Linked DNA regions of Mus musculus: regions 2 and 3 are each linked to region 1. The links are chromatin loops, found by intact Hi-C in ENCODE. Cell type or tissue: heart. All regions are shown on one strand.

What was found. Hi-C counts contacts between places; a loop is a spot of excess contacts. Peaks named below come from ENCODE experiments on the same cell type or tissue, not always from the same donor. Only the 100,000 strongest peaks of a DNase experiment are listed, where the experiment ranks them.
Region 2: it touches region 1 in a loop (6-fold over the local background); 33 of 42 quality-filtered maps call a loop at or near these places.
Region 3: it touches region 1 in a loop (7-fold over the local background); 16 of 42 quality-filtered maps call a loop at or near these places.

Annotation. Positions count from the first base shown.
Region 1 is chr8:4,409,016-4,417,015 of GRCm38, forward strand. No RefSeq gene overlaps it. Among named protein-coding and RNA genes, the nearest start is that of Ccl25, 63 kb to the left of the region's middle. In heart, a CTCF peak has its summit at 4,369 (motif pointing right); no DNase peak of the experiment used is centred here.
Region 2 is chr8:4,585,175-4,593,174 of GRCm38, forward strand. No RefSeq gene overlaps it. Among named protein-coding and RNA genes, the nearest start is that of Zfp958, 24 kb to the right of the region's middle. In heart, a CTCF peak has its summit at 3,333 (motif pointing left); no DNase peak of the experiment used is centred here; H3K27ac peaks cover 446 bases.
Region 3 is chr8:4,507,036-4,515,035 of GRCm38, forward strand. The region is part of intron 1 of Cers4 (ceramide synthase 4); the gene reads left to right. Among named protein-coding and RNA genes, the nearest start is that of Cers4, 18 kb to the left of the region's middle. In heart, a CTCF peak has its summit at 4,015; a DNase peak (open chromatin) is centred at 5,346; H3K4me3 peaks cover 731 bases; H3K27ac peaks cover 4,503 bases.

The sequences.
Region 1 (8,000 bases):
GTAGCCTGGTTCCCAGTCGATGTAAGGCTAGAAGCCTCGGAGATCCTGAATTCCCGGGCACCAGGCACCTGTCACTAGCTGCATCCCTGCATAGTTTTGTGACCATTAGTCTTGTAAGGGCAATGCCCCAAGACCTCCACATGTAGATGAGGAAAAGTGACATGAAGTATGGTCACTCAGGCTCAAGATAGAGAGCTCCATTCTAATGAGGTACCTAAAGGCCTGGAGGGCTTAGCCAATAAGCTCTTCTTCCCCAACACTCCTCAGGCCCACCCTGAGAATGGGATATGGTTTTATACATCTACTTCCCATCATGGCAATAAATGGTCTAGAACCACAGACCACCTCTTTCATCGGGATCCACCGTGGGGAGCCTTGGAGAAGGGCTTTGCCTATAGAGACACTGTCTAGTCTCCGTAGAAGGTCTCACTGCACTCCCAGCCATAATTGCACCAAGCCCAAACCTGCAGCCATCAAGCCAAGGACTCTCCCGGTGGGACTCTCTTCTACCCTGGCTAGGCCCAGCCCTTGGGCCCAGATTCCATTCTCAGATCTTCTGTGACTTCCAGCGGTGCCTGGATGTCCAAGAGCCTGGGAACTCCATGGCTCTGGCGGTCCCACATCTCAGACTGTGCTCCTCCGCCCCCTTAGTGGTGTCCCAGGACTTCCCTATGGCCCAACAGCCTCCAAGGGATGTTGTGGGGTAAACTCCCGGCATCCTGAGGAGTCCTGTGGCAGAGCGGACGCAGGACCCACAACCCTTCACCTGCTCATTCTGTATGGTGCTATTTGTATGTATATGCTTCAAGGGCTGACCATTTGGGATCCTATAAACAGTTGGTGGGCTTCTGCTACCAGAATGTGTGGCCTCGATTTAGCATGGGTCTTCCCAACTGAAGCTATTCAGTTAAGAAAATCCCTCGAAGGCGTGCCCAGATGTTTGGGGTTTGACTCCAGATGTAGTCAAGTTGATAACCAAGATTGGCCTATGGACCTGAGAATGACCTTGAACTTCTGATCTTCCTGCTTCATCCCCTCAAGGGTTGGAATTACAGATGTCTACCACCATACCACCTTTATTTATTTATTTATTTATTTATTTATTATATGTAAGTACACTGTAGCTGTCTTCAGACACACCAGAAGAGGGCGTCAGATGTCATTACGGATGGTTGTAAGCCACCATGTGGTTGCTGGGATTTGAACTCAGGACCTTCGGAAGAGCAGTCGGGTGCTCGTACCTGCTGAGCCATCTCACCAGCCCCATACCACCTTTTGACATCAAATGTTTTCACATTCTCCCTGTTCTCATAGTGATGTTGTTACTGGTTGAGGTCATGATGTCATACCACTGAGATCCCCCTTTCACACCCTCCCATGTCATTCTCATTAAGCCCAGCCCATCGCTTACACTTCTATAGATCCCATCCTTTGATTTCTGTGCATCCCCAGAGGCTCCTTTGAGGGACAGGATTTAAAGCTGCAAGCCTAGAGTGAAGGGATTTTTTTTTTTTTCTTCGAGACAGGGTTTCTCTGTACAGCCCTGGCTGTCCTGGAACTCACTTTGTAGACCAGGCTGGCCTCAAACTCAGAACTCCACCTGCCTCTGCCTCCCAAGCGCTGGGAGTGAGCCAGAGCTAAGGATCTGGAAAGAGTAGGTAGGGTGTTCTCAAAAGCCTAAGGCTGAGGCTGGAGACTGGGTGTTCTGACTGACTGTTTAAGCTGAACTGGAGACAGTTTGCAGAGACACTTGCAGCCCTGGCTTAGATCGCTAGATTGTGGCAACAATGGATCCCCACAAAACTGGAATTCCCTTGGGTCTCTTATGTTTGGAGGAGAGAAGAGCCTAAAACCAGGGCGAGAGGAGAGGCTTTCAACTGGAAAGACATTTATGATTTCTAAACCTCTTACAGAAGAGACACTGACTGGTCAGTGGTGGACAGGACCACACCTCGATGGGAGACTGCTTAGGCATGAATAGCTGTGGCCTCTACTTAAACTGTAACCTCTTGAGAATCCCAGAGATGGACTTTGGGAGCAAGGGGATCATTGTATCCCTTCGTCTGTCTTCCCAATGTGGTCAACATTGAATAAATCTACCCTCTCCCACTTTCCTTTTAATTTGGCCATTTTAATTGGCTTATCTAGGAACTGACAATCTTAGGGTCCAAGCTGTGACTCCAATAAGTCCAATAATAGTGACATGGTGGGTGGGGGAGGGTGGATACTTACAGTCAAGTTTATAGAGTGTGCCGGGCCTGCTGGGGTGGGTGGCTAGGGACAGGGCTTTCTTTGTCTGCACCCGGGGAACAGCCGGTGGAAGGGAAACTGGAGCACATGGCTGGATAAGTTTGGCTTGATGCCTGGGAATGAGTGTGAATGAGGACCTGGGGAAGGCTATGAGGAGGAGATAAGGCAGGGAATGCAGCTGACCCCCATGAAATCCTGTTCACCTATGGAAATACACCTATGGAAGTACACCCCACCTCCCTTTTGTGTGTACATTTTAACTCTCACAATATGTTCCTGAGGCTTTGCTGACATTTATTACCCAGATGATGAAACTGAGGCTCTAAGATATCCTTGACATCACCCATATTCCACAACCAGGGTGAGGACTGAGATTGGAAGTGAGGACACACACCAGAACTCTTTCTTCTTCTGGTTTTAGACGTGTCCTCCTGATATTCCAGTGTCCGGAGCTTGGGCAAATGGCTCAGTCTGTGTCTTAATTACTGTTCTATTTTTTTTGGTGTGTGTGTCTATGATAAAACGCTATGACAAAAACAACATTCAAGCAGGCTAGATGTCCATAAAAGTGGGGAAGGCACGGCAGCAGAAAGTTGAAATATCACATCTCCACAGCACACAGGGAACAGGAAATAAGACCTTGAAGTGGGTCAAGGCTAAGTGTCAAAGCTTGATTTCAGTGCCTTAATCCCTGCATGATCTTAATCCTCAATGAGACTCTATGTCCTAGAGATTGCATAAACTCCCAAACAGAGCCAACCGCAGGGGACAAAGGGTTCAAACACATGAGCCTATGGAGGCACTTCTCATGCCAAAAACCATGCTCCTTTCTTGTTGCAGACTTAGAAACACCCTGAGAGAACAGATTCAGTGAGGAAGGATTCATTTTGGCCTACTGTTCCAGAAAGGTACAGTCCATTGTCATGGGGAAATGGACAGCAAAAGCTTCCTTACCAGTGGCTAGCCTACTGAAGGAAATATCTCTACTTTCCTAGCAACCATGAACTGTCTGTTTATAGATTTTTAGGGAGGGGCAGAGACTTGTGAACGCTCCCTGATTTACATGGTAGGAGGTTAATGGGCCCAATCTTGTGTGGATAGTCTTAGATGCTAAGGGTTAAAGAGTACAACCAAACAGGAGGTTGTAGCACACTCCTTTAACCCATGCACTCAGGAGGAAGAGGTAGGCAGATCTCTAACTTTGAGGCTAGCCTGGACTGCAGAGTGAGTTCAGGACAGCTAGGGCTACACACAGAAAACTTGTCTCAAAAAGCAAAAAAAAAACAAAAACAAAAACAAAACAAAACAAAAAGATTTTAAAAGAAACACAACTGATGCGTCACACCCAGATGACAAGCAAGGCTACCTCAACATTCTACCCACCTCTATTGGGTTTTACACATTCCAAGCCCTCTGTGAGAACGTGAAGAAGGGCTCTGGAATGGATATTTCCCAGGCTGTGTTAAAACACTGGGGAGCGGCTCAGGACTTTATGTTGGGTGTGACCACAGGGTTGTTTTCTGCAGACTAGGAAGGACCAACAGGCTGGGTGTGAGTTAGCTTTCCTGGAAGACAGAAGACCTTGCACCTACGTAAGTGATGTCATATGTGCCTGCTCAGCCTCTCTTCCTGTGGTCATTCGTGCTCACTGAGAATCTGCTTGTCAGCGTCCTACCCTGCCCCAAATCTGGAGTTTACTAGTTAGGTAAACATATATGCAACATCTACCATGTGTGCCAAGTGTTTCACATTCATTGTTGCAAGTCCCTATATGTAAAGTGCACAGCTCAAGGTCAGTTGTAAAAAACTAAGGCCCAAGTACAGAATCGATTAAATGCAAACTGAAAAACTCAGAAGTCCCAGCATGACAAAATGACTCTCAGACAACCTCAGTACTCAGTAGCACGCACTGAGTCAGACTGAGTGAATGAATGAATCTGAGCAAGTCTGATACGGATGGGAGAAATGAGTGACAGTGGCTGGAGGAGAATGGAATGGGACAGACAGAGATGGGCCAGGAAAGCTGGGAGTGTGGTCATATTCTGAAGTCAGGAGGATCAGATCAAAGTTGGAAGACACAGGTGGCAAGGTGTCAAGTACTGCAATTCAGAGAGTCTGTCAATAGAGGGCACTCCAAGTCTTGGCCTAGATTATGTGCCTCACTGCCCCCCAACTTAAATTTACATGTATTTATTCATATGTGTGTGTGTGTTTGTGTGTGACTGTGTGTGTGTGTGCGCGCTCTTGCATGCGCACGTGCGCATGCATGCACACCCACATATCATCATGTACTCATATGGAGGTCAGAGGGCAACTTGTAGGGATTGGTTCTGTTGTTTACCATGTTTGTTGTTTGTTCCTGGTGATTGAACACAGGTTCTCTGCGTTGGCAGCTGGTTTACCTGCTAAGCTATTTCACTGGCTCTTGCCTCTCTCTCCCTCTCTCCTTCTCTCTCTCTTCCTTTCCCCTTTAAACAATCTTTTATTTATTCTCTGGCAATTTCACACACACATATAATGCATCTGTCTAAAGTCCTCAGACACACTCCAACATGCCCCTTCCTCACACTCTCCACCTCCTTTTTTTTTCTCCTTTCTTTTAGAAATAATCCACTGAGTATAATTAGCTGCCTGTGGGAATGTCGGCTGATCTTGGCTTGAGCCTGTACAGGTCTTGTGCAAGTAACCATACGCGTTTGCATTCCTTCTAGGCTCTGCCCCATAGTTACCTGGCAACAGCTAAGTATGCCTGACTCACTATAAAAGGGGCTGTTTGCCGCCTCCTCCTCCTCCTCACTCTCTTACTCTCTCTGTCCCTTCTCTTCCCATAACTCCCCCCCCCCATGGCTGGCTGGCCTCTCTCTCTCTCTCTCTCTCTCTCTCTCTCTCTCTCTCTCTCTCTCCCCTCCTCTCTTCCTCCCCCTCTTTCTCCCTCTTTCTCTCCCACTTCTCTCTGCCTTTCTCTGTCTCTACTCCCTCCCCTCCCCTCCCCATGCCCTAAATAAGCTCTTTTCCATACTATAGTTCAAGTGACTGGTCCCTCAGGGGAAAGGGATGCCTCAGTATGGGCCCACAAAGACACCCCTTTCCACCTTACTGTACATATTCCTGGTTTTTTCTTCCTTTTCTTTTTTATAAAACATAACAATACCTGTGGTGAGTTCATGAGTGCAATGACCACACCACATCCAGAAGACAGCATTTCACAGTGGCCCTCCACATCCTCCAGTTCTTCCATTGTTTCTGATACCACTTCTGCAATGTTCCCTGAGTCTCAGTGAGATTGATATAGATGTCTCATTCAGGGTTAAGCATTCAAAAGTCATTTATTCTCAACCTTGATCAGTCAGGGGTCTCTGCATTACCTGGTGCCTGCTGCAGAAAGAGGCTAAGAGCAGGACTAATATATATGCATACACAGAAACATTTAGAAGGCAATTTGACAACACACCCATTTTGTAAAAGAGCAGCAGCAGGCCCCCTCCTAGGGCTTATGACCTCTGAAGTTCTGGGATTTTGACCAGCTCTGAAGTCCTAGGCATGGACTTCCTATTGTGGAGCAGCAATAGGGAAATACAGAGGAGCAAATCCTTGGGTCTTGCCAACCAGCCAGCCTAGAAAACTCAAGGAGCTCCAGGTCAATGAGAGATCTTTCCAAAAACATAGCATGAACAATTGAGAAAGACACCTAACGCATGTTTCTGGTCCCTCCTTCCCCAGTATTCACACACAGGTGCACACACATATGAATACACAAATCAACTGGAAATGAAAATGATGATATTTGTATACATTGGGATAAGAAACCAAAATATCATTTTAGGCTGTGTGAGATCTCTTGGCAGGTAAATACACTTACATATAGCCTGATGACCTGCCTGAGACTCACATAGTGGAAGGGAGAACTGATTCCTTCAAGTTGTCTTCTGACCTTCACACAGATGCTATAGTGTGAGCATACCACCCAAATATACGTTTAAAAAGTTTAAGTTGTCAGCTTGTCCGTCCGTCCGTCCGTCCTTCCTTCCTTCCTTCCTTCCTTCCTAACGTGGTATCTAGGAGCTGGAGAGATGCTCTGGCGTTAAGAGCAGCGGCTGCTTTTGCCCTAGTTCTGAGTTTGGTTCTAAGCACCCACTTTAAGGAGCTCATGATAACCTGTGATTCTATCTCTTTTTTCTGGCCTACTTGCATCTGTGTGTGCATGAGTCTTTCCACACAAATCGAAAATGACAAAAATAAATCCCAAAGGATGTCTAAAGCATGCTTATGAGGGACTGGAAAGTTGGCCTGGTGCTTGAGAGCACTCCTGCTTTTGCAGAGAACTAGGGTTCAACTTCCAGCACTCACAAGGCAGCTCATAATTATCTGTTTTATATATATATATATATATATATATATATATATATATATATATATATATAAAATACACACACACACACACACACATATATGTATATAAATCTATGCGGGCTAAAGAGATGGTTCAGTAGTTATCTTAGTATCTTAGTTTGGGTTTTATCGCTATGAAGAGACATCATGACCAAAGCAAATTTTATGAAGGACAACATTTAACTGGGGCTGGCTTACAATTTCAGATGTTTAGTCCATTATCATCATGGTGGGAACCATGGCAGCATGCAGGCAGACATGGTGCTCAAAGAGCCGAGAGATCTACATCTTGATCCAAATTCTTGATCCAAATGTATCCAGGAAGAGACTGTCTTCTACAGGCAGCCAGGAGGAGGGTCACATTCTACAGAACTTGAGCATAGCAGCCTCAAAGCCTGCTACAAAGTGACATACTTCATCTAACAAGGCTCTACCCACCTCCTCTAATAGGGCTATACATTCTAATAGTGCCATTTTCCATGGGCCAAACATATTCAAACCACCACAGTGGTTAAGTGCCATTGTTGTTCTTACAAAGGTCCTGAGTTTGACTTCTAACACACGGTGGCTCACAAACCATCTGTAACTACAATCCAACACTTTCTTCTGGTGTGTGTACATGTGGAACACAGATATACATGCAGGCAAAATACACATACACATACAAATAAACCAGTAAACCTTTCCTGGGTTCTGGTGGCACATGCCTTTAATTGCAGCACTTGAGAGGCAGATGCAGGCAGATCTCTGAGTTCAAGGCCAGCCTGATGCACAGAATGAGTTCTAGGACAGCCAGGGCAACACAGAGAAACTTTGTCTCAAAAATACAAACAAACAAAAAGTTATTTTAAAAATGTGCCTGGAGAGATAGTTCAGCTCTTAAGAGCACTGGTTGCTCTTCCAGAGGTATTGAGTCAATTCCCAGCAGCCATGAGATGGTGGCTCAGAATCAGTTCTAATGGAATCCAATGCCCTCTTATGGTTTGCAGGCTCTATATGCAGATAAAGCACTCATTTACATAAAATAAATAAAGATATAAATCTTTAAAAAACCTTTTTTTGACTCTTTGTGAATTTCACATCATGAGCCCCAATTCTACAAATCTTCTCTTCCCTTCATATCTTCCCTCTGCCCTTGCAATCTCCTCCTGCAAAAGAAAATAAGATAGAAAAAAATCTTGTGAAAGCTGTAGTATGTCACATTGTGTCCCACAGTATACCCTTTTGTCTACACATCTTTTCTTGCAAATGTTTGTCGCAATGAGTCATTGGTCTGTTTTGAGGCCTCTGTTTTCTGCTACACTATCTATACTATCTATACTATCTACACTATCTATACTATATCCTTACTGTGACTCCTC
Region 2 (8,000 bases), 180 kb after region 1:
TATTTTATTTTTATTTTTTTTAATTTCTACTGGACTGGTCCCACTCCCTGTTAGTAGCTTTCTGCTTTCCTCAGCAGATAGCCCATGGCTCTGGCATATCAAACATCTTGGGGTATCCAAGGCAACTTCAATGTTACAGCTTCTTGTTTCAGTGTTTGGGATCCATAAATGATTTTCTGGGCTCCCCCAAAGGGCTTTTGTCACTTCTTCAGCTCTGCCATCTGTAGCACTCTAAGCTCATGTTGATCCACTCCACTGCTGCTGCTGTTCTTGGTGATCATCCCATGGCCCTGGCATCTCCAATACACTGTGCTCTTCCACTGCAACTAAGCTTCACCAATAGCCTTTCAAAGGCTCTCTTCATGGTGCCAAGCCTCAACTCCTTTGTATGACCTCTTCAGTCCTGGAGCATCAACTGCAATTAGGGCTGCACTTTCACCAATGGCCTTCCATGGCCTCTCACAGTGCCAAGCCTCAGCTACTCTCCATGACACCTTTATGCCTTCAAAACCAGTACCACCTGGGTGACTTACACATTATCAAGTACAGCTGCAGCACGAGGTACAACCTTGGCTATCTGTGGAACACAGCTTCTTTGTGCTCTCAGAATATACTTCCCAGAAGATTTCGCCTCAGTGATGCTGGTCTCTTCTTAATCACCACTAATTTCTTAGCTCCAGCTAACCAGCATCGATTGTCCCAGTAGTCTTTTCTATTCTGAACTCTAAAACCAGAGCCACATGGACAAACTTGCCAAATTCTGCTACTTGCTGGGGCTGGAACATGGCCTCCTTGTTCTATTACATTATCACTAGCTTTCATTTTTTCCAACTCCTTTACTGTCTAAGCTTGCTTGTCCTGGAACTTGCTCTGTAGCCTGACTTTGAATTCGAGAGATTTGCATGCCTGTTTCCTAAACACTGGGAATAGTGTGTGGTCTATCATGCTTGGATTTAAGCTTTTCTAAACCGAGAATTTGCTGTGTGCTAGGCTGGCCTTGAACTCAGAGATCTGTTTATCTTTATCTCCTGGGGTTGAGAGTGTGTACCACCATGCCTGGATCTAAAGGTAGCTGGGTAGAATCTTGCCCAAAAGTCCCACTCCCTTAATTCATTATCTCCTTGATCACAGGATTAAGCTCCACTTCACTACATGGTATCCCTTTAATTCTTGAACCATATATTTTATTTTTTCTTTCTCAACTTGGCTTTGCGTGTTTAAAATGCTCTTCATGAAACTGAACCAGAGAACTGTAGCTTCCCTGAGCCTTGAGCAGGCTGGCTCAGACCTGTTCTGCCACTGTGGACTAGACCACCTAGGGTGGAGTCTCCCGACCTAGATAGGTCTATTGTTCTGGCACCTGTGCACCTCTCCAAGACTCTGCTACCCGCTGAGAGGCTGAACCTGTCTTCCTAAGACATTCCGGAACAAGTGCTGACAGGCTGGGGACAAAGCAACAAGAGCCTGGCTTGGTGGGGGGTGGGCCTTCCCCCTTTATAAACTCAGACTCTTAAGTAAACTCTGGGGCCTTGATCAGTATCTTGTCTTGTCTCCTTATTTCCTTCCTTTTAGCTCCAGCCTCCCATTCAGGAACCATATAGCTGCAGGCAGCTACAGAGAACAAAGTCTTTGATGGGTGTTTCTGAGACTTCCTTTGTCAATGCAATTAATCTGAGTCTCTTCACCTTAGCCTCAGGCAGACTCTTCTGACAAGGGCAAAAAGTAGCCACATTCTTCACTAAAATACCACAAACACAGTCTTTAGGCCACACATTGGAATTATCCACTGAAACTTCTTGAGCCAGGTCCACTCAATTTAAATCATACTCAGTAACAAAGTCTTCCACATTCCTACTAGGATAGCCCATTATGCCCCATTTAAAGCATTCTACTGCTTTCCAAATCCAAAATTCCAAAACGTGCATTCTTCCAAACAAAAGCATGGTCGAACCTATTACAGCAATACCCTTCTCCAGGTGCCAACTTCTGTAATAGTCAGGGTTATCTAGAGTCATAGAATTTATGGAATGTCTCTCTGTATTGAGAAAATGCACTGTAATGACTTACAGTCTGTAGTCTAACCCAATAATGGGCAACTGTGAATGGGAAGTCCAAGAATCTAGTAGTTGCTCAGTCCCACGAGACTGGCTGTTTCAGCTGGTCTTCTGTAGAAATAGGTTTCAACAGATGTGCTGGCAAGTAAGTGCAAGAAGGCGAAAAACAAAAACAAAAACAAAAACTTCCTTTATTCAATGTCCATATGGTCTCTAGCAGAAGATGTGGCCCAAATTAGTGTGTATCACCATGCCTGAATCTGGGACTTGCTTTGTCCCAGGGTGATCTTGAACTCAAAGATCTCCTTGCCTCAGTTTCCTGGGATTAAACATATGTAGTACCTTGCTTGGCCCTAAGCTTTTCATGGCTGTCATGCCTCAAGATGTTCATGCCAAGATCCAGATCAGAAACTTATGTCTTCCGGCCTCAAGATCTGGATTGTAGTTCATTCCAGGTATAGACAAGTTGACAACCAGGAATAGCCACTACATATGTTTAAAGTCAAATCTTGTTGCACATTGTATAGATTTTAAACTATACCCAATGAGCAACTTATTAATCTTTAGGTAAAGAGTTTATCTAATCTCAATAATCTCTCTTTCTTTTTGTGTTCTATTTTGAGGGCAGAGTGCAAAGAAATCAGGTACACAAGATTTGTAAGAGTGGGGAAGTACAGCATAGAGAAAAGAGACTTGGAGAGCACAGAACAGAGCAAGTTTAGGTATAAGATATTTGGAAGTCATTTGTCTGTGGTAGTGAGAATTTGGAAATCAGGTGTACTAATTTGTAGCTTTTAAATGAGGCCAAGCTGTTGTAATAAAATCTGAGTCCATGAAGGAAGAGAGAATGCTTACCTTGGTTTGGGCTGGACTCAGAAAGCGAATAGTGCAGTCCAATTAGACAGGCAGTGAGAACCAGAGACGTGTGGAAGACACAGTGGGCTAAAGAGTCGGACTCTAGAGCTTGGAAGCCAATTCACAGATAAGTGATCCATCCATACCTCTGCAGCTGCAACAGGAACACGGGGAGAGGTAAGCAAGGCTCTGTCAAGGCAGGGGACTCGCTCAGGTTTGTGGTCTGAGGCCTTGGAGGCAAGGGTCTGCCATTGTGATCATCCTTGCTAGTAAGACCTGAACTGTAGCCACAGAGGGAGGGATGAGAGTGAAGTTCCCCCAAACCCAGACTTAAAGAGTTCAGGCCACTTGCCAGAAAAGAGGCAGAAAATTTCAGGATCACACAGGATGCTAAATTCTACAGTGCCCTCTAGTGGTCATTTGGACTAGTTACTGTGGCCAGGCCGCAGAACAAAGGAAAAATCCAGCGTTTGGGGCACCAGGTCTGAGAAATTTTCAGTTTGGATAAATTTTTGCAGCAGGCACCCCTGGGGCATCTGGAGATCGATTTTAGGTCTCTCTGTGTTCATTTTCCCCGCCTGTGCCTGGGGTCGCCCAGTGGGAATTGTGGTAGTCTGGCAAAGGATGTCTCTTAAGATCCACCCCCACCCAACAGAGACTCTGTTCTGGAATGGGCCTTTTGGATCCTGGACCCAAAAGAAGAACTAGTACTTAGGTGGCAGCTGGGAAAGATTACTCAACCCAATTTCAAAGTCGATTGTGTCAGGTAGAGAGGAGGATGAGAGGAGCAGTCCCTATGTGGCCAAGAACTGCTTGGCCCACTGTGTTGAAGGCCTAACATCCCTTGTAAGGCTGGACCCCAGTCACTCACTGCACAGACCCTTTCCCAGGGAGCAGGTCTGGATTACTGCAGAACTCTCAAGTGGATCAAGCAAGAACACTGCAATTAGTTAGGGTTCTCTAGAGTCACAGAAATTATGGAATGTCTCTATGTATTAAGGGAATTTATTGTATTGACTTGATTTGGTTCAACTAACCCAAAAAATGGGCAGGTGTGAACAGGAAGTCCAAAAATCTAGCGGTTGCTCAGTCCCACGAAGGTAGTTGTTTTATCTGGTCCAACAGATGTGCAAGCAATAGAAAAGTCTTTCTCCTTCCAATGCCTTTATATAGACCTCCAGCAGAAAGTGTGGCCTAGTTTAAAACTGTGTACAATCATGCCTGGATCTGGAACTTGCTTTGTCTCAGGCTGGCCTTGAACTCAGACATCTTCTTGCCTCAATCTCCTGGGATTAAAGGCAGATACTAACTTGCCTAGGTCTAAGCTTTTCATGGTCACTCTGCCTCAAGATCTCCATGTCAAGATCTGGGAAAAAAAAAAAAAAAAAAGTCCAGTGAAAGGCCCAAAGTGGGATCCAGCTCAAACAGGAGGTCCCAAGGCCTGACACTATTACTGAGGCTATGGAGCATTCACAAAAAGGTACCTACCATGTCTGCCTTCCGAAAGACCCAACAAGCAGCTGAAGAGTCAGATACAGTTATTTGCACCCAACCAATGGACAGACGCAGCTGATCCCTGTTGCTGAATTAGGGGAGGCTGAAAGATGCTGAGAAGGGCTATCCTGAAGGAGGACCAGCAGTCTCAATTAATCTGGATTCCTAAGATCTCTCAAACATTGGACCACCAAACAGGCAGCATACACCAGCTGGTATGAGGCCCCCAACACACACATACAGTACAGAACTTCTGGGTCTGTGTTCATTCAGAGATGCTGCACCTAACCCTCAAGAAACTGGAGATCCCAGGGAGTTTAAAGGTCAGGTGGAGTGGGGTGTGGGTACAACGATGTGGAGACAGGTAGGTGGGAGGAGGTATGGGATGTGGAACAGTCGCTAGAGGGTAGATTCGGGGGATAGGGTGGGGGTAGGGAATAAAATACGGAGTGTAAAAAAATTACTACTACTACTACTACTACTACTACTACTACTACTACTACTAAAAGATCTGGGCCAGAAGTCTGTGTCTTTCAGCCTCAAGATCTGGATCACTGGTGTGCCCTCCATTTCTGGATTGTACTTTATTCCAGATGTAGTCAAGATGACAACCAGGAATAGCCCTCACAAAGAGTGTCTTTGAATTAATGAGGTTCGTAGGCACATAAAAAGGATAAGGTGGCTCAAGAATATAGATGCTTGTTTTCCTCTGTGGCACTGAGGATAGAAGCTAGAGTCTTTCACATACTAGGTAGGCAGTTCACACTAATTACATCTCTCAGCCTTCAAAAACACTTTCTTGCACTTAGAAGCATGTTTGACAGTGGGGATTCTAGGGAGGTTGTGATATATGTTTAAGGCATATTTCGAAGAATCTCGAATTCTCTATTGTTGACACTGAAAAAAGCCTGTTATTCTGTAACCTTTCAGCTTTCTACGCTACACACAGGTTATTGGTATAAATGTATTATATCATTATAAAATATAAATTTCCATTGTGGCATTTAAATATTGCTTCAATTTCTTTCTTTTTTTGCAGCTTTGTTAAGATCTTTCTTTTTTTAAATATTTTTATTAGGTATTTTCCTCATTTACATTTCCAATGCTATCCCAAAAGTCCCCCATACCCTCCCCCCAACTCCCCTACCCACCCACTCCCACTTTTTGGCCCTGGCATTCCCCTGTACTGGAGCATATAAAGTTTCAATTTCTTTCTAACGAATGCTTACAATTAAGTTGAATTTCATTGATGTGTTCATGATTTGTTTGTTTGTTTTTTCAAATTAATCTTCTACTTCTTCTGCTATTGGAACCTTTATAATTTTTAGGTTTGAAATACTTTCATAGTATTAATTCTGAACACTTTTAAAACACTCAGGTGACCTACTATTTTAAACAGTTTATAATATTAACCATAGAAGGTACAGAAAGCCTGGATCATTCCAGTACTGCTACAGAGGAAATCTTCACATGTGGCATGAGTAGAGGCCACCCACCAGGGACTATTTGTAAATATTCCATTTATTATTTTTAATCTAAGCACTAACCTTAAGTTTTTTAAATTAAATATTCAAATATAGTCTACTTTTACTTATAAACTTATTTTGGAGATAGGTATTTTCAAAGTAGTATCCCATGTACAAAATTCAGATTTGTAGTCACTCAATGAATATTTGACAAGCATATTTGAGATAATATTCTTTTCACTCTTTTGGTGCCAAAACTGCACATGGAAGCAAATGTCAGCTTCCTGTCATACTGTTGACTTGTTGATCTTCTAGTTATCAGAGAGTGCATTGTACTCTTTCTTCATATTCTCCCAAATAATAAACGTACACAGTTTAATAAGTAGCTTTGTATGGCTGAACTACATGATTTTCAAGTTTAGGGGTTTTTTGTTGTTGTTTTCCGTATCTCTCAAGTGACCAAACTTTGATTGTATATATGTTTTTAATTTTTGGCTGGTCTGAGGAATCATCTCCAGGACCTTAGCATGCTAGGCAAGTGTTTTTCTACTAAGCTACATCCATGACTGAAAATATGTTACTTTATATGGCATAAGATATGTCCTAGACATAGAATGAATACAGCAGATTCTCTGTCTATAAGAATGAATACAGCAGATTCTCTGTCTATAAAAAATATATATAACACAAAGAGGAAAAGGTGTAGTAATTTAGCACTATTGAAATGAAGTTTGATAAATGACATTTAATACTGTAAATTCCAATACAATATTTGTTAGTAAAATCTCATGGACAGAACTGGATGTCCATTTCTGTTCTGGGAGAATAGAGAGGTCGAGAGATGGGACAGTTGCTGTCTGGGCTTGAGTATCATGAAGGGTGTACCCTATAGGAAGAAGTGTTACCCTCACGCCAAGCAATGAAGAACTGCTTTCTGGAAGATGAACAGGAGGAACTGGGTTAAAGGAACAGGTACAGATGACTAAACTAATGAGAGAAAGGGATGAAATTAAAATTGGGGCTATAGTGCTACATAAAGAATTTTTGACATTATCACAGAGTGTTTAGGGTCCTTTTCATACAAGTTAAAAGAACTATGGTAAATTCTCTCTCTCTCTCTCTCTCTTTCTCTCTCTCTCTCTCTCTATCTCGTGAGATAAGTTTCCTCTGTTTTTGCCCTGGCTATTCTGGAACTCCTTTGGAAACCTGGTGGCCTTGAGATTAGAGATCCGCCTGCCTCTGCCTCCCAAGTGCTGGACTTGAACCAACACACATGGCTAATTCTTTCATTTTTTAAAAATAAGCAAGAACAATTGGCAAAGCTGAGAGCACTTCATAATGCCCATACTGAAATCAGAAGTGGTTAAATGGAGACAATGGCCAGGAATAAAGGCAGGGATACTTCTGAGTAACTTACTAAACTGAGTCATGCTAGTGAGAGAATTTGTGAGTCTATGCTTTCCAGAAAAACCTGAGTTCTTGGGTTATTACTCCCTTTACTTAGAATCGATGTATTTCTCATGAAAGACATAAGGCACAATGAAAAAGAAGGAAAACCAAGAGCATGTTACAGAGAGATGCCCCTAATTTAGTATTCGGCAGATTTCCTGAGATGACAGAAGAATAAACCTTTACTAATGATTCTTAAATCTAGATACATTTTTATCTTTATTGTCAATTGGAACTCATTAATATGAAGGAAAGCTTTTGAGTCTTCTAGATTTGCCTCTTAATCTAAGTGTTAAAAAATGTGCAGGAACACACTGTGCTATGTGTTGATTAGAGTTTAATTCGATCTTATCCCTGAAGTTTCAATGACATTGAATTCAACAATAACTCCCTGAATCTTTATTAGCTGTGATCTTGGAGGGTTGTTTTAAGCCATATAAAAACAGAATATATAGATTATCTTCTTTTGTTTTGTTTTGTTTTTCGAGACAGGGTTTCTCTGTGTAGCCCTGGCTGTCCTGGAACTCACTCTGTAGACCAGGCTGGCCTTGAACTCAGAAATCCACCTGCCTCTGCCTCCTGAGTGCTGGGATTAAAGGTGTGTGCCACCATGCCAGACCCGATTATCTTCTTTAATGTAGCAAAATTCTAATATGCTTTCAATGCACACATTATGTCACCC
Region 3 (8,000 bases), 98 kb after region 1:
TTTTTTGTGAGTTCTGGGAAGCGTGCGTGTGTGTGTGTGTGTGTGTGTGTGTGTGTATACACATGTGTTATTGGGGATAGAACTTACAGCTTGGTGTATGCCTCCCAGGATAAACTGGTTTAACTTTAACCACTTGCTTTGGGGAGGCTGAAATAGAAAGATTGAGAATTTGAGGCCATTGTAGCCTCCATAATAAGTTTCAGGGCACATTGCAAGACTCTATCTTAAATTAAGATTTAGTAAATTTTTATAACTAAAAAATAAAATTTAAATAGTTTCATGAGGTCTAGAATTTCTAGGTACTGCTTTTTTTCCCAAAACATATGATAATAATAATTATAATAATAATTATTATTATTTAGTGATGCTGGGGATATCTCCCAGGCTTTTCTGTATATTGGGTAAATGCTCACATTTAGCCATGCATGTAGATTAGGCAAGTGTTCATAGTCCCTTACTAGTGCATTCCAGACAGGTGCTCGACTAGTGAACTCATTCTGTAATCCAGGCTATCATGGAACTTGCTATTTTCGGTGTCAGCTTCCCTTGTGGCTCTATTTCTTGGCTCCTGCAGCCTCACCTGACTCAGTAGTCCTTTTATATTTTGCCTACAATTTACCGTTACCATCTGCAAGTCTGATGCGGCTTCCTCTACCATTACCCCAGCTGAACTGTGTTGGTGATTTTCCATTACATAGATTAGAAAGGTGGCTATTAGTGACTTCCTCCGTTTTGCTTTTGTTTTTTAAACTTTTTGATCTGCCCACACCAGACAGCATAACTCGTTTATCTCCCCTATCATCTCTACCTAGCTTTGTGTTACTTTTGTTAATTAAAACAAATAATTATGATGACTACATGCAGAAGTTAGTCACCTTAACTATTTTAAGTGTGCAATTTGGCATTCCTAATTTATTCACATAGCTGTGCCCCCAGTTTACAGAATGTTTTTATCTTGCACAATTCAAACTATAATTATTAAACATTAACTTCCCAGTTCTCCCTCTTCCCTGCCAAGCTCTGGGAAGCTCTATTTCTATTTTACACACACGCACACACACACACACACACACACACACACACACACACACACACACACATTCATGTCTGCTCTTCACACACATGCACATGTGCGCGTGCATGCTGAGTTCAGAAGTTGATGTCAGGTATCAGGTGTCTTCCTCAGTTGCTCTTCATCTAGTTTTTAAAGACTTATACTGAACCCAGAGCTCCCTGATAAAGCTTGACTGGCTGGCCAGCCAGCTCTAGGAATCCTGTCTCTCTCTCTCTGCTTCTCCATGCCTGATTTTCTTATTTGGGTTCTGGGATTCTTCCACAGTAAACACTTTACCCATTGAGCCATGTCCCCAGCTCTTCTGTCCTTGAATTTGACTGCCTAGAGACTTCTTACCACTGGAATTGTGGCAGGATTTGTCTTGTTTTCTTTCACTCACTGTTATGTCTCCCAGGTTTATCCAAACTATATCTTTCTCCTCCTTTTACATTTTCTGTGATATCTTATAGTATGGAATCGTAGAGATTTCTTACCCCAAGTGTTGCACATCAAGACTGCTTCTGGTAAGGAGGGAGGAGGGACTCTAAAGGACATAAGAACATTTTGGGGAAGGGATGGATATGTTCATTATCATGATTGAGGCAATGACTTCATAGGCTTTGATATATGTCAAAATAAATTAGATTGTGCTAGAAGTGGTGTTGCATGCCTGTGCTGTTCCAACACTTGGAAGATAGAAGCAGAAGAATCAGGAGTTTAAGGGTAGTCTCAGTTATATAGTGAATTTGAGGTCACCTGGGCTCATTGAAGTCACAATGAGACTTTGTCTCATTCCCTCCTCAAACAAAACATAACAAAATATAACAAAACAAAACAAAAAGTGTAAAGGTGTGCATGTGTATACAACCACAAAATTTAAGCACATAGTTTTCTTGTTTGTCCTTTTTTATTTTAAATTTCTTTCCCTTCCCATCCTCCCTTCCTTTTCCTTTTCCCCCCCTCCCTTATTCTTCCCTCTTCTGTTCTTCCTCTCTGTGACCTCCCCAGGCTCTCACTATGTAGCCTAGGCTGGCCTGGAACTTACCATCTTCTTGCCTTATAGCTCCAAAGTACTGGGATGACAGATTCCCCCCCACCCCCCATCCAGCTGTTCCCATGTGATTTGCTGGTATCCCCGCAGAAATGCTATTTGTGTGGGGACCCAGCCCCAGCCATGTCCATTCCAAGTCCCATGGAAGTGTTGGTGGTGAGAGAGAAGTGGTGGGTGGTGGTTTCAGAGGTCACCATCCCTAGCTTGTGATGAGGCAGAGCATCCAGACTTGTGGGGCAGAGCAGACTGCTCCCCTCATAGGGTCCAGGGCACAGGGGCAAGGTGGAGGAAGGGGAGAGCAGAGGGCAGAGAAGAGAGGGAGAGAGGGGGAGAGAGAACTGTGGAGGAGAGAGGAGGAAAGAGCGATGAGGAGAGCCAGAGGGAGAAAAGAGGAAAGAGTGGTGGAGGAGAGAGACAGTAAGGAGGGAGAGAGAGGAGAGAGGAAGGAGGAGGGAGGAAGGAGGAGGAATAGAAAAAGACAGGAGGAAGAGGAAGGAGAGATGAAGGAGGGAGAGTGAGGAGGAAAGGGGGGAGGTAGATAAGGAAAAGAAATAGAAAGATAGAGATAAGAGAGATAATCTCTTCACCAGTGACCTGCTTTTTTGTTGCCACATCTGCTAAGTTTCCAGTGCTCTTAGTAGCCCATGAAGCTAAGAGTCTGTCAGTGTGTCAGGTTTTTGTGAGTCCAGAGCCATTATGAACCAGTTATATTCAGCAGCCTCCCTTGCGCAATACTGATCTACCAGGGATCAAGCCCTCAACATAGATGCTTTTGTGGGACATTTCTAATCCAAGTCGCCATGGGAGACAGTTTCAAGTGATCCAGCAGTCAAAAGTCACACCACACTCATCACTTAAGGGGTGAAGGAAAGGAGCAGAGCCAACACCTGGCTGCTGCACAGTGGCTATGTTGGATTTGGTCTGAGACTTGTGGGGGGTGGTGAGAAGTGAGTTGAGTAGAGAAGGTGAAAACAAAGTCGACTTGCAGGTGCTTGAGGAATGTGTTTTGCTAAAACACTTAAAAGTTTTTGTTTTTTTAAATCTTCACACCTATATGTATGGGTGCTCTGCTTGCATTTGTGTCTGTGCACCATGTATGTGCAGTGCCGGGGGAGGGCACCGGATCCACTAGAACTAGACTGTCAGAACAGGAGGTGCCATGTGAGTGCGGGGAATTGAACTTGGGTCCTCTGCAACAGCAGTCACTGGTCTTAATGACTGAACCTTCTAAAGCACTTCACTAAAAAAAAAACTTGAAACTCAATATATTGTGGTACTAAACAACCTTTTCCATTTCATTTTATGTTTTACATTCTGTTATTTTGTGTGTACTTGTGTGTCTGTGTGGGTAAACATGTGTCACAGAGCACATGCTGAGGTCACAGTACAACTTGAGGGGGCTAGTGCTCCCTTTCCATCATGCGAGTCTCAGCAATTGCACTCAGGTCATCACATCTAGCAGCACACCCTTTACTTGTTGAGCCATCTTGCCCTTCTGTTTTAATTTTTGTTTTGAAGCAAAGTTTGATATAGCATGGACTGTCCTCAAACTCCAAACCAATGGTGCTCTTCAACTTCTGACCCATCTGCCTCCACCTCCCAAATGTAGGGATTGCAGTTATGCACTACAACTCCTATGAAGTGTTGGGTCTGGGAACCAGAGCCTCATGCATGCTGGGTAATCACTCTACCAATCGAGCCATAGCCTGGTCCTTTATAGGCCAAGCTGCTGACCTAGAACTTGCATTTTTCCTCCTATGCTTTCCAAGGGCTATGACTACAGATGTGTGCCACACCCAGCTCCTAGCATTGACACTTAAAACAATTTTTACAAGCGTATGTGTGCATGTGTACACACATGTGACACTGCAACTACAACTTGCAGTAAGTAGTTGGCTCTCTCCTCCACCTAGAGGAAGGTTGGGGACAAGCGCTCCCACTTACCGAGGTCCTGGGTAAAGTACTCAACAAGCTGCCTCATTGAGAATTGAATTGGGAGGGGGTGATCAGGGTTCAAGTGTGGAGGGCAGAAACATGGCAACCTCTGAGGGGGTGGGGCAAGGCAGAGTCTTAGACTTAGGGCCTTCCTTGAGATCTTTGTGAGATGTATTCTGGACCTTCAGTCTGTCTGGTCATCAGCACTTGCTGGTTGCCCTGGGGGGAGCCAGGGTCACTTGGAAAGGACAGCTAGGAGTCCAGTGCAGGACTGGCTTTAGCAATCTGAAAACACTCCCCTCATCTTGTAGAGCCCCTGATGTGTTTAGTTCTAGGCCTCTACCTGCAGGAATCAGGTGAGCCCAGGCAGGAATGGGCCTCCCCAGGAAATGTGTCAGGGAGGTCTTGATTGATTTACTTTCCCATAATCTTGTTTTCAGAAAGACAGAAAACAAAACAAAGCAGTTCCTGCTCCCTGCAAAGTTCTGGTGGTTGATGAGGGGTACTGGTGTGATAGGATTTGTGGTGACAGCCTGTGCTCCAACAAGCCAGAATTGGCAACTTATTCCCCATATGTCAATTAGAACAGCCAAATTAACAGTGAAAAGCAGATTTACTCAGTGTGGCTACATTGTGAAGTGGGACAAAGAAATTTAGAGACTCTCCCAAAACTGTGTTTGGGGTCCTAAAGGGAGGTGAAGAGTTAAGTAGAGGCCAGAATTATGGATGTCTAAGCCATCTCAGTCAAGGTGTGGTCCCGTCCAGTGCTGTCTGGGTTTCCTGTCTTCAGCGAGGTGGTCTGACAAGTTGTTGGCAAAGTGTAAACCTCATTCCTGGAGAAAGTTCTCCTCTGTTGGCCCAGGCTTTAGACTTTCTTCTCTCCCAGCTGGAGATTCCTGGGGGTTGGGGCTGGGGTTGAGGGTGGGGGGAAATTCCAGTTTCTTGGGGCTCATTGTTTCAATACTCTGATAGCCAAAGTGAGGGGCCCAAAGTGTTTGTTTAGAGTGAGTTTATCCCTGTTAGGCTGGTTACAACAGGACTTTCCGAACAGCTAGGATCAAACTTAAACACACAGCAGTCCCCAACCCCCACCGTAGGCAGGGCAGGGTAGGATATTTAGCTCTTTCTCCACTCCCCTCGCCTTTCTTTTCTCCCTTCCTCCCTGCCTCTCTCTTCCCTTCAGCTTAGCTGGTCCCTATGCTGGGCCCCTTAGCACAAAGCCCTGGTCTCTCTCCTCGAGGGATATTTTTAGTCAGTAAGAGGGATTATCAGCTGAGTTCCAGGTGGAGGGGCCTGGCTGGGAGAGGAGCCAGCCGGGCTTCAAAGAGCTGGCAAGCTGAGGGAGAAGGGAGAAACACAGGGGTAGGAGGGCCTTGAGGATAATAAAGGTCGAGACCGGACATGTTGGCGCAGCAACCTACACTGACTCTTTGCTTGACCTCGCTCACATTCATTGCCCTGTAGGCTGCTCTGGCCTAACCCAACTTGAGCACAAGGCATAGAATTTAAGGGAAGGACAATAGAGGTCAGGAGGGTTTCCAGGCTGAGAACTGCCTAGGAATCACCTAGAAAACTGGTGGTGATGCACATTTTCCATCCCAGAACTGGGGAGGCAGAGGCAGGAGGATTTTGAATGCCAGGATATTCTGGGAGACCCTGACTTTGAAAACCAGGTGCTGGGGGATGTGGTGGGGGTGGCTCACTGGTGAGTGCTTGGCTAGCATCTGACGGGCCATGGGACCTATCCCGGCACTGCAGACGCAATATATTTCTAGCATCTTCCAGTAAGGAGCTGGAATTGTATGGCGCATCCTTACCTAGAACCCACCAGGAGGGCTGGACCTCCCTAGGCTCCTCTTAATAAGAGGCTGGGAGGGGGGATGGTTCAGCAGTAGAGCACAGGCTTAGAATCTACCATTGTGGATCTGGGAGTGTGACTCAGTGGAAAAGACCCTTTCTAGAATCCCCCAGTGAGGGGCAAGGGTCATGTCTTCGTGGTAGAGTGCCATCATAGGACTGGGGTTGTGGCTCAAAAGTAGATTGTCTGTCTAGAATCTACCAGTGTGGGGCTGGGTGTATGTGTTATTGGAGAGCATTTGCCTAGCCTGGTTCTGGGTTCCACTCTCAGAACTGGGAGTGTGGGGACCTGAGGAGTGGAGCATGAAGAAGAAAAGCACCCACTGCCTCGTGGCACCTTTGCTCTGCAAGCAAGAAGACACTCACAGAAATGCTTCTGATTCCAGTGCTGGGGATTAGAGACAGGGGGATCCTGGGTACTCACTGGGCATTCCAGCCAGCTTGTAAACTATAGGTACAGTGAGAGAACCTGGCTCAAAAAAATAAAGTGGGAAACAATTTAGGAAGATACCTAGGGTCTACCTCTGGGCTCCACATGTACATGCAGAGCTCGTGGACTTGCCCATGTACGCATAAACCACTCACCACACAAAGCATCATCCAGAAGCTGCCACATACCAGTGACCCCTCAGTCTTTCTCGGACCACTTCCCTCCCCCAAATCATTACTGGCACTGTTCTCACACGGCTGTAGGCGTCATTTCCAGCCACTTATTAGGAATGAACTATTGTGGATCCCAGTTACAGATGGGAAAACTGAGTCACAGAGAGAGCAAGGCATCTGCTCCCAAGGTTACATAACTGGTAAATGACTGAGCCAGGAATTAAACCAGCCAGGATGGAACCTCCTGTTCTCACCTCCACTCCATTCCCCAGTAAAGTACATATCTGTTGTACTCATATTTCAGACTGGATATATGAGATGTGAGGATATGGAGCTGAGTTTCAAAGGAGAAAATGGAAACTGAGGAACCCTGAAGCCCTTCATCTTACTTCCTCAAGAGTGACTGCTTAGAATCCCTGAGTCAGGAGCTGGGGGCATAGCCCAGATGTAGAATTTTGAGTTTTGTTGCTGGAAAAGGCAATATTCATATTCTCCCAGGAGCCTCTAGAGGAGACCAGCTTAGCAACGTGATTTGAGCCCAGTGAGATCCATTTAGAACTATTGACCTATATATAGAACTGCCAGACAACCAGTTTGCAAGAGTAGCCACAGGAAGCCAACCAACCTCAGCAGCATACATTTATTTGGCCTAATTTTGAATTTTATGTTGATAGCATTTTGTGTAGACAACAGTACGTGCTAGTGTGCATCTGAAATGCTTTTGTGTTTTGAAAATGGAGGAGGGGAGAGGGTGCTGAGGATTAAACTTGATCCTCCTGTGTTCTAGGCAAGTGGCTACTGAGTGACACTTACAGTTCTCGTTATTGATTTATTATTTCTTTCCTGCCATGTGAATTTGATTTTTCTTTTTATTTAGGGTCTTGTATAGCCCAGGATGGCCTCAAACTCACTATGTAGCCAAGGGTGGTGACCTTGATCCCCACAAGAAACCAAAACCAAGATCATGCAAGCATATTTCAAACCTCAGTTAAGCAATCTCACCACTGTGACAAAGCATGTATCATAAACAATTTAAGGGGAAAAAAAGATTTATTCTGGGTTACTACTTGAGTGTCATTATACCATGGTGGGGCGGGTGTAGTGGGGTAGAACAGTTTGAGACATGGTGTCCAGGAAGCAGAAGAAAGCAATAGAAGAAGGCCTCAGGCAAGACACAGCCACAAGGACATGCCTTACCAGCTCCAAGGCTCGTCCTACTTTTTTTTTGCTATATCCTAATACTGTGAACTCTTCAAGGATTGACCATGAAATAGGTCAGAACCTCCAGGATTTAACTGTGGAAATGGTTTCTTAGATAAACCAGAAATACCATTTACCCGGCTTTAAAAACATTATTCATTTTTATGTGTGCCTTAGTTACTGTTCTACTGCTGTGATGAAACACTATGGCCAAAAGAACTTATAAAAGAGGGTATTTAATTGGAGCTCAATTACAGTTTCAGAGAGGTTAGTTCATTATCACTAAGGTGGGGAGCATGG